Regions from separate parts of the Homo sapiens genome. Here region 1 is linked to region 2. Evidence: chromatin loops called from intact Hi-C (ENCODE). Cell type or tissue: endothelial cell of umbilical vein. All regions are shown on one strand. Links, peaks and the distances in the headings refer to the core of each region. The heading gives the core; the rest is flanking DNA.

The links. A loop is a pair of places that touch in the nucleus more often than their neighbours do. Peaks named below come from ENCODE experiments on the same cell type or tissue, not always from the same donor. Only the 100,000 strongest peaks of a DNase experiment are listed, where the experiment ranks them.
Region 1: it touches region 2 in a loop (4-fold over the local background); 1 of 110 quality-filtered maps calls a loop at or near these places.

What each region holds. Positions count from the first base shown.
Region 1 is chr9:80,155,279-80,161,924 of GRCh38, reverse strand. No RefSeq gene overlaps it. Among named protein-coding and RNA genes, the nearest start is that of LINC01507, 330 kb to the right of the region's middle. RefSeq lists an enhancer at 4,492-4,993. In endothelial cell of umbilical vein, for the core only: no CTCF peak of the experiment used is centred there; a DNase peak (open chromatin) is centred at 4,104; H3K27ac peaks cover 395 bases.
Region 2 is chr9:79,797,853-79,804,498 of GRCh38, reverse strand. No RefSeq gene overlaps it. Among named protein-coding and RNA genes, the nearest start is that of LINC01507, 23 kb to the left of the region's middle. In endothelial cell of umbilical vein, for the core only: no CTCF peak of the experiment used is centred there; a DNase peak (open chromatin) is centred at 2,858; H3K27ac peaks cover 512 bases.

The DNA of each region.
Region 1 (6,646 bases), core at 2,791-5,290, 360 kb before region 2:
GGCAACATAGTGAGACCCTGTCTCTACTTAAGAGAAAAAACAAAGAAATGCAAGTAGATACATGGGACCTCTTAAGACTTAGACTTAGAACTGGCATACCGTCACATCTGCCTATGTGCCATTAGCCAGTCCAGGTCAAATGACCCAAATTCAAAGATAGGGAAAGTCAGCCCATCCATAATGAAACCATGGTCAAGGTGTAGATGCAGAAAGGATGGAAAAATTGGAGACACTCTTTCAAACTACCACTGGCCAAATGCCAAGAAGAAGAAAGAATTTTGGAGCCATGCTTAGAGATATTAACTATATTGTGCTAAAATATATTTGCTTAGTTCACGTGAGCTTTTTAAATAATCTCTGCTGCTTGTTTAATTAATTGCTGTGTGTAAATATTTCTGTTTTCAGGGAATCTAAAGATTCCATCATTTTATAGGAGAGATGGGTTTTTGATTGTACTTGATTCACTGTTCTCTTTCCTGCAATATGAGTACCACCCAGAGGACCCAGAACAGATGTCCCTTTGCCATTTAGTATTATAGCCATGATATTTTAGTAAGACCTGTCATCATCCATTCTGGAAAACAATCTTAAAAACATGGCTAGGGCCAGGCACAGTGGCTCATGCCTATAATCCCAGCACTTTGGGAGGCCGAGGAGGGTGGATCATTTGAGATCAGGAGTTCAAGACCAGCCCAGCCAGCATGGTGAAACCCCGTCTCTACTAAAAATACAAAAATTAGCCGGGTGGTAGTGGTGTGCACCTGTAATCTCAGCTACTCAGGAGGCTGAGACAAGAGAATCACTTGAGCGTGGGAGGCGGAGGTTGCCAATGAGCCAAGATAGTACCACTGCACTCCAGTCTGGATGACAGAGTGAGACCCCATCTCAAGAAAAAAAAAAAAAATGCTTGGCTGAATTGCATGTAAATTTCAAGTCTTTCCTTTGGAAATCCTGGTAAGTTTAATTTTTTAAGTTAAAGTTAAAAAACAACACCAACAGACACCACTAACAGTATTACTTATATTATAAATAACATAACAGGATTATAAATTATAAAATGGGGGTAGGGACAGGAAATATTTGACCCCAAGGAAATACTAATTATATTAATATCTACCATCTTTGAAAAAGGCCATTTATTTTCTTTTTTTAGTATTCTTCAAATGCATCATATGCATTATACAGCCCTTACCTAAAGAAGTTTTAAAAAACATTCTACAATAGAAAGTTCCCAGATACGGTTTTTGAAGAAGATTTAGTGGAGGGTGGAAAGGGAAGCAGCTAGTTTGAAAATATTATTTAACAAAACTAAAACTGCAACTTTGTTTCATTTTAAAAATAGACATTGCATTGCTTCATGTTTTCATTTTATGACTAAAATACTATGTGTATTGCATTTCTTCAGACAGATGTGAGTTTCTGGGTCAATTTGAAATTTGGTTAATCATTCATTTTTGCTAGCTACTTTAAAATGTTGTTTATATTAAGTTAAATGAAATCAATAAAAGGAAAAATGTCCCAAGCCTTTTATGCAATAAGGTTTCCAGTACAGGCCAGGTCAATTACCCCTCTGATACCTACAATTGGCATTTTAAATGATCAGGAAAAAATAGCTGTTACTGATAGTTTTTCAAAGCCAGCTTGGTTACAAGCCATTTCATAATCTCTGTAGAAAAGTGTTTCAGGAGAAATTAGATTAATTTTTAAAGGCTCTTTACCCTTGGGTTTACTGTAAGAATTCATCACCTTAACACACCATGTTTATTAAGCAATTCCATGTTTTATATATGATGTATATAAAATCTGGTTGTGTGAGGGGTTTATATTTAGCTGTATCCAAGGCTGAATGAGACAATCAGGGTGACAGGATGTTAACATATTAAACATATTAGTAAATAGGGCTTTAATTTTAACAGTAGGAGAGACTTGCTTCTATGCCATATATTATTTTGTTCGAATATTAATCACATCTTCCAAATTTTCCATGATTAATATCTAATGGTCATATTTTCTATGCATTGGGAACTTTTTTTCCCTTAACTATTACACAGTTATTTAATGACGAATTCCTCACAATTGCAAAATGATGTTTAGTTTTTTGACACACTGGTGATAAAATTTAAAATTTAAGGAAAAAAAGCCCTCCTAAGAATTGCATTACGGAGAACAAATCTTGCATTGGCCAAATGGTTTTACAAGGTAAGCCTTTCTGTCTCATTGATAGAACGTAAAGAACCCCTCAGTCACCTCCAGACTTAAAACACTCTATGGTGCAGAAGAAAATATAAATTCCCATCCTTGTTGCTGCCTAATTTTAGTTTGCCAAATGATGAGTCATTTGTTACTTTTCAAGAAATTATTTCCCCAAAAATAGTTTGCCTTATTTATTTTTACACAATTAAAAGAAAGAAAGAAAGGAAGAAAACTAATGGATAGCGAAAAGCAATTAGAAGGAACAATGTGAAGTTGCAGAAGGATTATATCCTTGCAGAAGATAAAGAAAAAAAATGCACGTATATTCTCTACATGCTATTAGAAAGTGTTAGTTTATTATTTGTTGTGTTAAACACATAGACATACAGATTAGGAAATATAATGATTTCTCTGTTGTTTAGAGACATGGAGATCAAAAGAGGACAATTATCCATCCTTCCATTCATTTAGTAAAATTTGAATGAGCACATACTATGTGCTGAGCATGGATGGATAAGACATGGAGAAAGCTACAACCTCGGTAACATTAGCAAACTGACATCCTCTTTCAGCTGCCTAATTTTAAACAGTGCAAACAGATGTTAGATTGAAAAGTTATGTTGTTTATTTTCTTTGAAGAAAAGAAGTGGGAGACTCGGCCTTCCCCCTAAAGCTCCCCAAAGGCTCAGGAGTTGAAATTTGTTGTTTACTGTGTAAAGTAAAAACAACAGTATTTGCATCCTGTTTCCACTGGGGGATTAAAACACAATGGCCCTTAGCTCTAGCGTGGGCTCTGCCTTTCAACCATTTATAATACTGAGTATTACTGCCTTGGAATGAGGAGGCTACAGAACAGGGAGACAATGTTAGAGTTAGTACATTAAAGCAGATTTCTAATTCTGCATAACTAGCATGCATTTACTTCATTAACTAGCAGTTACATTTCCCACGCCTTCAATTAACACTGGTTTCATTTTAAATGCTATCAGTTAAGACAAGATGCGATAAGAAAACATCATTGCCAAGCAAGCATTCCTCAAACACTGTCTGATTTATCTCTTTGGCAATTCATTAAAATGCAAAATATATTGAAATTGATTTTCAGCACTTTCAGGCAGGAATGTTTGTAATAATGTTAATTTGCAAATTTCCTTTTTTTTTTTTAAGTCTCTGTGCTGTAGTCGCCATGTTTAGCTGGAGGCTATTTTTATTGTGCAGACAGAAAATGAACAGCGAACATTTATTTCTCATATCTTTCTGAGAAACCTGAGGTGCATGAAGATATTTGTTCTGTAACAGGCATAGTCAATCTCCTTCACTCGCTTTCGTCGCTATATATCACCAGCAAACTCCCAGCTAGTCCTGCTGTAGCAATTAACCTGCCAGAGCTCTCTCCTGTCAAACTTGTTAATAATAAACTCCTCCCTCCACCACCCCTGAGAGAGACAGAGCTATAGATTCTGGCTCTGCAACTTCCATAGAGGCTGAATTATTCAGAATCAGCATGATTAAGAAGATGACATGGATATTAGTTAAAAAGACATACTTTTTTTTCTCTCTCCCCTGACTGAGGTTTAAACCTATTAAGGTTTAAAGCAGTGGAGGCAACTGATCTTTCCCTCTTTAGTGCACCAGTCCTAAAATAGGAATCCTTGAAAGACTATTTACAATACCTTGTCAATGTCCAAGTTTATGAATAAAAAGTATAAATACCAGGAGGGAAGTGTCAGAGTCAAAATGTACAGCTCGTGTAAATCTAGGAACTGGCTAAAAATAATATTTTCACCCCAAAGAGACAAAAGGAGCGGGTTTGTTTCAAGAAATTAGTCATGTTTCAATTGTTATTCTTATAAGCAATGAAAAAGCTTCTCATGTTTGTGTTTTTTGGGTCAGTTTCAAGTGGACCAAACTGTGATTAATTATAAGTTTAAAATCCGGATACACGCTCTGTCAGATAACAAGTCGTTAGACTCTAGAAATAGCATATCCCTAACAATAATCCTTGTCTTTATGAGGATGGCAGTATTATAAATGTCATAATGGATTGCAAATGAACCAGCTGTTTACATTCTACTGTAGCACATGAATGGGAGGCTAGCAAGCCAGGAAATAAAAAGAGATTGAGGAAAATTTACTGATACCAAGTCACAGAAAAAAGCCCAAGGAACTCAATTTTTACGCATTCCCATCCAATTTACCCTTGCTGACTTTTGGGGGGGAAGTGTAGCTTTTGAAACCAGTTGTATTATTTCACTTTAAGATGCCTTCTAGTATATTCAATAGACCCATCAGAGTTATATGTTCCTTTTTCAGTCTCAAGCTGCCCTCACCATATGAGATTGGTTACTGTCTGAGGACTTTCAGAGAAGGATTTGAATGCAATTTCAAGGGCCAGACAGAGCAGCTTTCAAAACACTGCAAGCCTAGGAAAGCAGGGTTAGTGGCCCAGGAGGGGTGAGAGACTGGTTTTCTCTTTCTCATTTCACTTCAAGCTAAAGCACCTTTTGATCCCAACCAGGTGAATTGGAAACAGCATGGCGTTTCTAATTGAATGACCCCACCCATCCAAGCTCTGTAAAATGGCAATTATCAGTAACTACATTATTGCCAGCATCTTCCGCATTAGCCCATGGAGACTGGTGATTCCTTTGGGAACAGAAACACTTTGCTCTTCCATGTATGATTAAACCTAGGTCCACCCATGAGATTTCAGCAAATAGCCAGGCTGCTCACATGTGCTTGTTAGCAGATGGCCATTTTCTGCACATCAGGTATGAATCATAGGTGTTTGTTATGCAAAGATCTTATTTCAAGTTTCATGTCCTCTTTTATCAGCCAGAACTAGAACCCAGCAAAGGGATGCAAAGGAGGGGTACAATTTTACATTACAAATTAGGAGTGTTGCTTTATGGGGCATTACAGCTACTCTATTTAAAAATCCAATTCAAAAGATAACATTACCACTTTGTTATGTTCGCATTTTCAGATAAGGCACCTTACCCCTGGCTGCAGTTTTCTTATCTCTCTAATATTCATGGAGTGGTAGCTTTTAATTAAACCATCCACAACTCTATGTAACTCAAAGTGTATATTTTACTGCTGAGGGAACCAATAGTCAAGAAAAATTCCATATTTTTAATTTATTTTTAATGCCTGGATAGTTTTATTATCAGTGATGTCATGAACAGTGTTGTCCTACAAAAATGACTAAGTGCTGTGTTTCAGGAGACATACAGATCATATCAGGGGTCCCAAAAGTTCATGAGACTCTTGATTTTCACAGATGGGTTATTCACAGATTTGACTTTGCCAGAAACTCTTCGAGGTCCGTAATATGTAACCATTTGTCATTTTCCCCAGGCATAATTTTATTCACATGCATGGCAGATCCAGAATGTGGAGGTGAGTCACTAAATTACTGATTTCTCCAAATTAACTATCTGTCTTCTTCAAATATAAAATGCATTGACTTCTGTGACATCTCAGACTCCTGATTTTTTTCCAAAGGTCACATTTTCTCGGCCTTGTTTTCAATTCCATCACCTAGATGTTAAGGTCCACACCTCTTTTTCAGTCTTCACACTCTCTTCAGGTCATCTTTTTGATGCCCAGGATTTCAAGTTCTATGTATACGTTGATGACTCACAAGTACAAATTACCCACCCGTATCTTGCTCCTGAAATTCAGAGGCAAATACTCAGCTTCATCTTGCACACTGGATATCCTACTGGCACTTAAATTCAATATATGCAAAATAGAATTCATAATAATAATAGTAATAATGCACATAATATTGAATTAGCATTTAATGCTTATTCTCATAATCTTTACCAAAACCCTAACATGTAGGAGACTGTCATATTCCCCATTTTACAAGGGAGGAAACTAGGACTTAAAGAGGTTAATTGTCAAATGTCAAATGTTCACAAAGAGTTATGATTTGGACCTAAGTGCACCTGCCCAGAGTCTATGTTGTTTATCACCACTCCCATGCTGACTACCCTTAGTTTCCTCTTTCACTTAATTCTTCCTAGTGGTGTTTCCTATTTGGATGGTGCAACTGCTTCAGGGTGACTTTCCTGTTCCCATGGAGTAAGTTGGGTTTCCAGGGCTAAAGTCTACAATTAGTTTTTTAAATTAGCACCTTTTTTCCCCCCCAGAGAATCTGTAATCATGTATTTGACTTTTAAACCTCTCAATAGCCTGGGAAATACACTGGACAGATACCAGCTCCATTTGAAGTTGAGAAAACAAAGCAAAACAAATTGCTGAGGGAGGGAATAGTTCCGAAAGAGGGAACAGCAAGTGCATAAGCCCGGGTGGGGTAAACATAAAATAAAAGTAGCATTCTCAAATAACAGAATCATTTATTTTTTAAGTTAGAGCACAAAGAATGAAAGTGAGGAGGGGCAAGAGGCAAGAGAGGCAGACGGGTGCTAGATCACAGAGGCTT
Region 2 (6,646 bases), core at 1,382-3,881:
AAAAAATTCAGCAGGAATCACTTTTATACAGAGAATCACCAATGATATGCCTTAAAATTAGTCTTTCTATGTTTTTCTTTTTCATTTTTTCTTTTTCTTTTTTTTTTTTAAGATGGAGTCTTGCTCTGTGGCCAGGCTGGAGTGCAGTGGCACGATCTCGGCTCACTTCAACCACTGCCTCTCGGGTTCAAGCGATTCTCCTGCCTCAGCCTCCTGAGTAGCTGGGATTACAGATATACGCCACCACACCCAGCTAATTTGTGTATTTTTAGTAGAGATGGGGTTTCATCATGTTGGCCAGGCTGGTCTGGATCTCTTGACCTCGTGATCCACCCGCCTCGGCCTCCCAAAATGCTGGGATTACAGGCGTGAGCCACCGCGCCTGGCCTCTATGATTTTTTAAATAGTCTCTCTATGTTTTTCTATACTATTTTGTTGAAAGATAATACACGATAGAATACTCCACTATTGACTATGGAATTTTCTTCCAAAGGACTGACACCCAGTTGGCAAGTGTTGATACTGGTGCTTCCTTGATCTTTTCAGGCAATATCAGGACACACATTCCTTTCTCAAATGTTCTTACTTGGCTTGCTGTCACCAATGTCAAGGAGTTATTGAGGTCCAGTCATGAATATATCAAATTTATACCCCTCTATTCTGTTTCTGTGTTTCTGCACACACAGTAATTTTTCCTTTCAATACATAATCATAGCATAATCTTTTTGAAAAAAAAAATATATGGCATTTAAACTCAGCACACGTAATACCACACAACTCAATTGATGCAATAAAAATATAAATAGCCAAGACAAGTTTGCACAGGCTGGGCAATGACAACAGTATCATAACTGGCACCTGAGAAATTATAATACAATGCCATTGATGATAAGATGTGTCCTAATTTCAATTTGTGAAAAATGCTATCTTAAAAATAAATGATTATCAATTTATAAGGAAATATAAAGGACATGATAAATGAACACCACAGGGATCCAACTGGCAAAACCCAGACTACAGGAAACTGCAGGTCAAACAAGCTGGCTTCTTCAACAAGTAAATTGCAAGAGAGAAGAGAGAAATAATAGATTAAAAGTGACTTCACATATATTTTTAAAACATAATCAATTTCAATGCATCATGGTAGTCATGAGACAACTGAAAACTTGAACACTGGATATTTGAGAATATTTTTGACATATTTGGTTATGTATTTTTTGAAGGAGCCCTTATCTTTTAGGCAAGTATGTTGAAATATTTACAGAAGAGATGACATGATATCTGGGATTTGCTTTAAAATAATGTTGGAGGGTAGAGATGAATGGAGGCATGGCAGGCAGACTTCGGAAGTGGCCTCCAAGGATTCCTGCCTCCTGGCATGTAATCCCCTCCCCTTGGGTGTGGGCTGGACCTAGTGACTTTTTTCCAAGGAGTAGATATGGCAAGGGCGATCAGGTACCTCTTTCGTGAGACTGAATCTTCCCGTCTTGCTCGCTCTCCCTTGCTCTCTCTTTCTTGTTGGCACTCTGATGAAGCAAACTCCATATTGTGAGATGCTCTCTATAGAGCTGCCCATGTGAAAAGGAACAGAGGGAGGTCTACAGCCAACAACTCATGAGGAACTGAATCGGGCCTAGGAAATGGATCCTTTCCAGGTGAATCTTGACATGACTGCAGCCTGTGAGAGAACCACAGCTAGAGAACCCGAATAAGCCCAATGCAAAGACCAAGTCCACAGAAACTGTGAAATAATAGATGTACTTTTTTTAAGCTGCTACAATATGGGATGACTCATTTCATCTTAATAGAAAACTAATGCAGTCAAGGCCATGGATGGTTGGTTTTTGGGGCTGAGTGACAAGTATATGTTCATTTACTATTCTTTCTAATTTTGTATATGTTTGAAATTCTCCATGATAAAGAGTTCTTAAAAAGGAATCCGTGAAATACAGCATTAACAATTCACCATTCTTTCTGTCCTGCACCATTTAATGGCAGTAGAGTTCTTTTCCATATAGCTAAGTTTTGTCTATCTCTTCTGTTTTGATGTGTTTTCTACTCTGATTTGTCAACTGAGCTCTTTATGACAGTAAACATTTGCTGAGTGTCTAATAACTACTAATGAAGAAATGGCCTAATGCACAGATTAAAATAGAAACTGAGAGGAAAGTCTCTTCCTACATTACTTTTATATCCAACTTGGGGAATTGTAGCATGATAAATGGAGATAAACTGAAGGGAAGATTTTAAAAATGTATAAATAGAGGAGGAAAGGAACTCTGGCATTGGACTAAGATAACACAGATGAGGGCAAATTTGTTAGTTCATTTTCCAGGCTGTGGATTAATTGGTGCCTCTGTTTTCATTGTTTTATTTTGCTCAATGTTTTTGACTCTTGACCATTTCACTAGTTTTTAAACCTCCACTAGCGGAACAAGAGAGAGAAAAAAAAGGTAATGCGGTAGTCAAATATTTCTCCTTGTCACCACATGTCGATAATGTTAAAGATGATGGAAACAAACAGCAAAATTAAACACTGAGTTAATTAATGCAAAGTGAATATTGAGTGGGGATTTGGATTCCTAGTGAGCATGTAGCTTGCTGATACATTATAGGTCTAAGTTTATAAGGTCACAGCTCGATAAAATTTAACAAGTGTTTTAGAAGAGATATAAAATGTTTTTTATCAAACCCACACGTAATTTTCTTATCTTCTTTTGACAGGGATAATTTTAAATTAGCTATTTGCCACTTTGTTCTCATAAAACGATTATAGGATGTGACTCATTGAGGCCTAAATTATGTGAGAGTGCTAGAAAGAAATCTGCTGAGCATCAGCTGTTGAGGACCAATAACAGTTCAGACCCCAGGAGCAGGCTTCCTTCCACTGTGATTCAGCCACAGAGGGAGAACTGTGCAGAAGGACTTCAACATACAGGCTCTGGGTGAAACCACTGCCACCTACAAACCGTACAAGCTTGGGAAAGCAGTTTAAATGTTCAAAACTCCAGTGTACTCATCTGATAAGAAAGTATGGTAATAATATAGTTAACCCTACATTTGTCATGAGGAGCAAGTGAAATAACACACACAGGTGACTTAGCACATGGCTCAGTTTCTCAATATATGAGAACTAATCTTGTTGCTATTACCAAAACAAACAGATGATCTTGCATCCTTGGCCACCCAAACTTGCACGCTTAGGATGTATGAATGTGAATTATGGGGTAGAGTACAATAAACATCCTCCTCCTTTTCAGTTGATATTTCAATGTTAAAACTGAGGAGGTAAAGTTGGGAGGATGGGTTTATGCATATAATTTGCTTCTTTATGATATTTCAATGTAATATCCTTTTAGGATCTTTGTATGCCCCTAACTTAGTGGTTCTGCACTGAGGGTAATTTTGCCCCACAGTGGGCCCCAGGGGACATTTGGGATATTCAATTTGGGACATGTGAAGATATTTTCATTGTCATGACTGAGCAGGTGCCAAACATCCTAAAATGCACAGGACTGCCCCCAATAACAAAGAGTTATCTGATCCAAAATGTCAAGAGTGCCAAGGCTGAGAAATTCTGCCCTAGCTACAGCTAAGGACAGAATTCTTTTAGTTCATCTTTAAAGGTTTGGGGCAAACATTTCACAACAGCTAAGACTTCTTTTAAACTCTCTTACTTTCAGCCAGTGGAATTACTCATGATCCTTTAATTACACTGACCAAGACTTCAGAGGGCCTCTTTCTGGTGCTGTTAGCCAAAGCAGACTTTACTGGGAGAAGAAACAGGGAAAGAACAGACATGCCATGAGTGAACAAAAGCCTCTCATTATTCCTCAGCGTTGTGGCCTGGGAAAACAGATGCATATTGCACTCTCTCTATAGTAAATGTATAGCATATAACTACAAATGATGTGCTATTTTATACCTTCCAGTGCCTAGAACTTGTGGTCCACATGACCCAATACCATTGAAAGTGAAGGGTGGGCAGGAGAAGGTAGGAATTGAGCACCACTGAGATCTCCTCAGTAGCTCTGATCTTCCAACCCATCTTCCTCTCCACTCCAACCAAAACACTTCTAACAGTCTCTATGGGTGTTTTTACACTAAAACCAACAACAGATCCCCACCACCATCAGCTTCCACAGCATTTCACAACACCTATTATTTGAAGAGCTTGAAACCAGAAGCCCTGTTTTTCCACACTGAAAATATTTGAATGGGCTGTCAAAAAGCCTCTCAGAAATACGCCCCATCCAACAGCAACAAACCCTGTGCAAACAAATCAAGTGGTGCAGAAATCCTTTGCACAAGATGATAGGGAGGCCTCCATGCTGACACTGTAGGCGAGCCAAGTTTTCATGTACTTGGATGGCTGACCTCCAACTTCTGACATATTCATTATATTCCAGCATGTCGGCTGCAGATTGCATTGAAGTGATGACAGCTACAAGACAGCCAACGAGGAATATGGCCATTCTGGCAACAGGTGGCCTTTCACTTGTACTGGGAAAGTTAATCTAGTTTATCATGAAAGTATATTGTGTTCAAGGAGTGTCATGTTTTGAGAGCTCTAGTGACAGATCAAATAGAGAAAGCATTCTTCCATGGAACGTGACATTTTAGGGAGACCAACCCTTTCAAACCACTTCATTGTTTATGCTTGATTCAAGTCTGTTAAGTTACTCAGTTGTTTCAAGGTTTACATTACAGGTTGCGAATTATGGTTTGTGTCTTCTGTCAAAGGCTGACAGAGGTATCCACAGTCTTACCTTAAATAATCAACTGCCTCTACTGCAAGGAATTTTTAATAGCCCTAATTTGTCAGCAGAATAATATATTAAAGAAAAGGCCAGCAGCAAAAGTATATTCCTATCCATGCAAACTGACTATCACATTTCCAGTCACATTTTCAAATTATAGATGCTCAAAACCAACTCTGCCTCCTACCAATTAAAATACAATTTTAAAGTAATCAATGAAATTACATGGACCCAGGGGGTGGAATCATAGACATTGGAGACGTGGCAGGGTGCAATGGTGGGATGGTGGGGGTGAGGGATGAAATACTAGCATTGGGTACAATGTACACTATTCTGGCTAAAAGCCCAGACTTCACCACTATGCGGTATTTCCATGTAACAAAACTGCACTTTTACTCCCTAAATCTATCATTTAAATAAATAAATAAATAATAGTCCATGAAGGTTCATAATGAAGGAACAGTGGCCCCTGAACTAGACTGCCTTCTCTCTGGGTTTAACTTTAGATTTTGGCAAGAAATGCCTCCCCAATCTTGCCCACATCCTACTAAAGCCTGAGAGAAATGATGCTAGATGGTAGTATTTATTCAGTCATCCCATTCCATGGCTGTCTTCCAAGTGGGATGATTATGTTCTGCTGCACTTTGGACCTCATCTGAAGAACTCTTAAGATGTCTACAACATAGGGAAATAATCCAAATGTTCATTTGCCTTGTGAAAAATAATATTCCTTTGCTTGAAAGTCTTCTACTCTATTGGGTCATACTTTATGAAGAGTATTAGTATAGGAGGAATGGAATCGCATTGTTTAACTTTCATTTCTACATGAACTCCTTTTTGCCCAGGAACAGTCCAAGACATTGAATCTCCTAAAAGCAAATTCATCTCTCTAATCCACAACTACCTTTCTGTACTTGAAAGAATGGCAATAGTCCCGTAAACATATAGAAAGAAGGCCACCTATTCATGATACTTCTCTACTATTCGTGGGCTCTACTGAAGAATCTAAAAGTAGGCATCCGCTGACTCATCTCAGATGTTGATGATTCTGAAGCAGTAACCTCACACCCTACCAGTGCTACAAGTGCTTCCTTGGATATTGGTCAAGTTGAGGACCCTTCAGGCTAACAATCTCAGATTTTGCAGTTCAGCTGGTTACTGAACACTCCAGAGAAAAACAAATATTGGCACATGTAAGAAGATGGAGTGACATGATTTAGTTTGTTTTATAATTACACCATTCACTTTTTGCTTTAAAAATGTATTATGCATTTTATTTCAGTCAAACAATCACTTAGATAGCAATTAGTAGACATTGTTCTCAGTGCTATCAATCTATCTATACATATATATATATACACACACATATATATATATATATATACACACACACACACACATATATATATCTCCTCATAAAAATGCCATGGGGTAGATAATATTATTATATCCTTTTTGCAAATGAGAAACTGAGGCATAAGAGGTTACATGCCTTTCCAAGGCCACAGAACTAGTAAGTGGCAGGCCAAGTTTGAACCAACAACCCTTACACCAGAGTCCACAATATTAACTATCATGTTTGGCTATGTCCACCAATAATATAACAACAATATTAATAATATCTAAAATTCAATGATCCAGGCTAGCCACCGTGCATAGTATGTTTAATCCTTACCACAGCCCAATGAGGAAGGTACAATTATTACTCCTTTTATACATGAGGAAACTGAGGATTAGGGAGATTCAATAATTTGTCCAAAAACTCACAACCAGCAAATGGTGGAGCTTGGGCTGAATATTGTGGAGATAAAGAGATGAAATGAAAAATTATTCTGTTCAAGTTTATAATCATTTATAAAAGGAGATATTTGTTGGTCCGGAAGCAT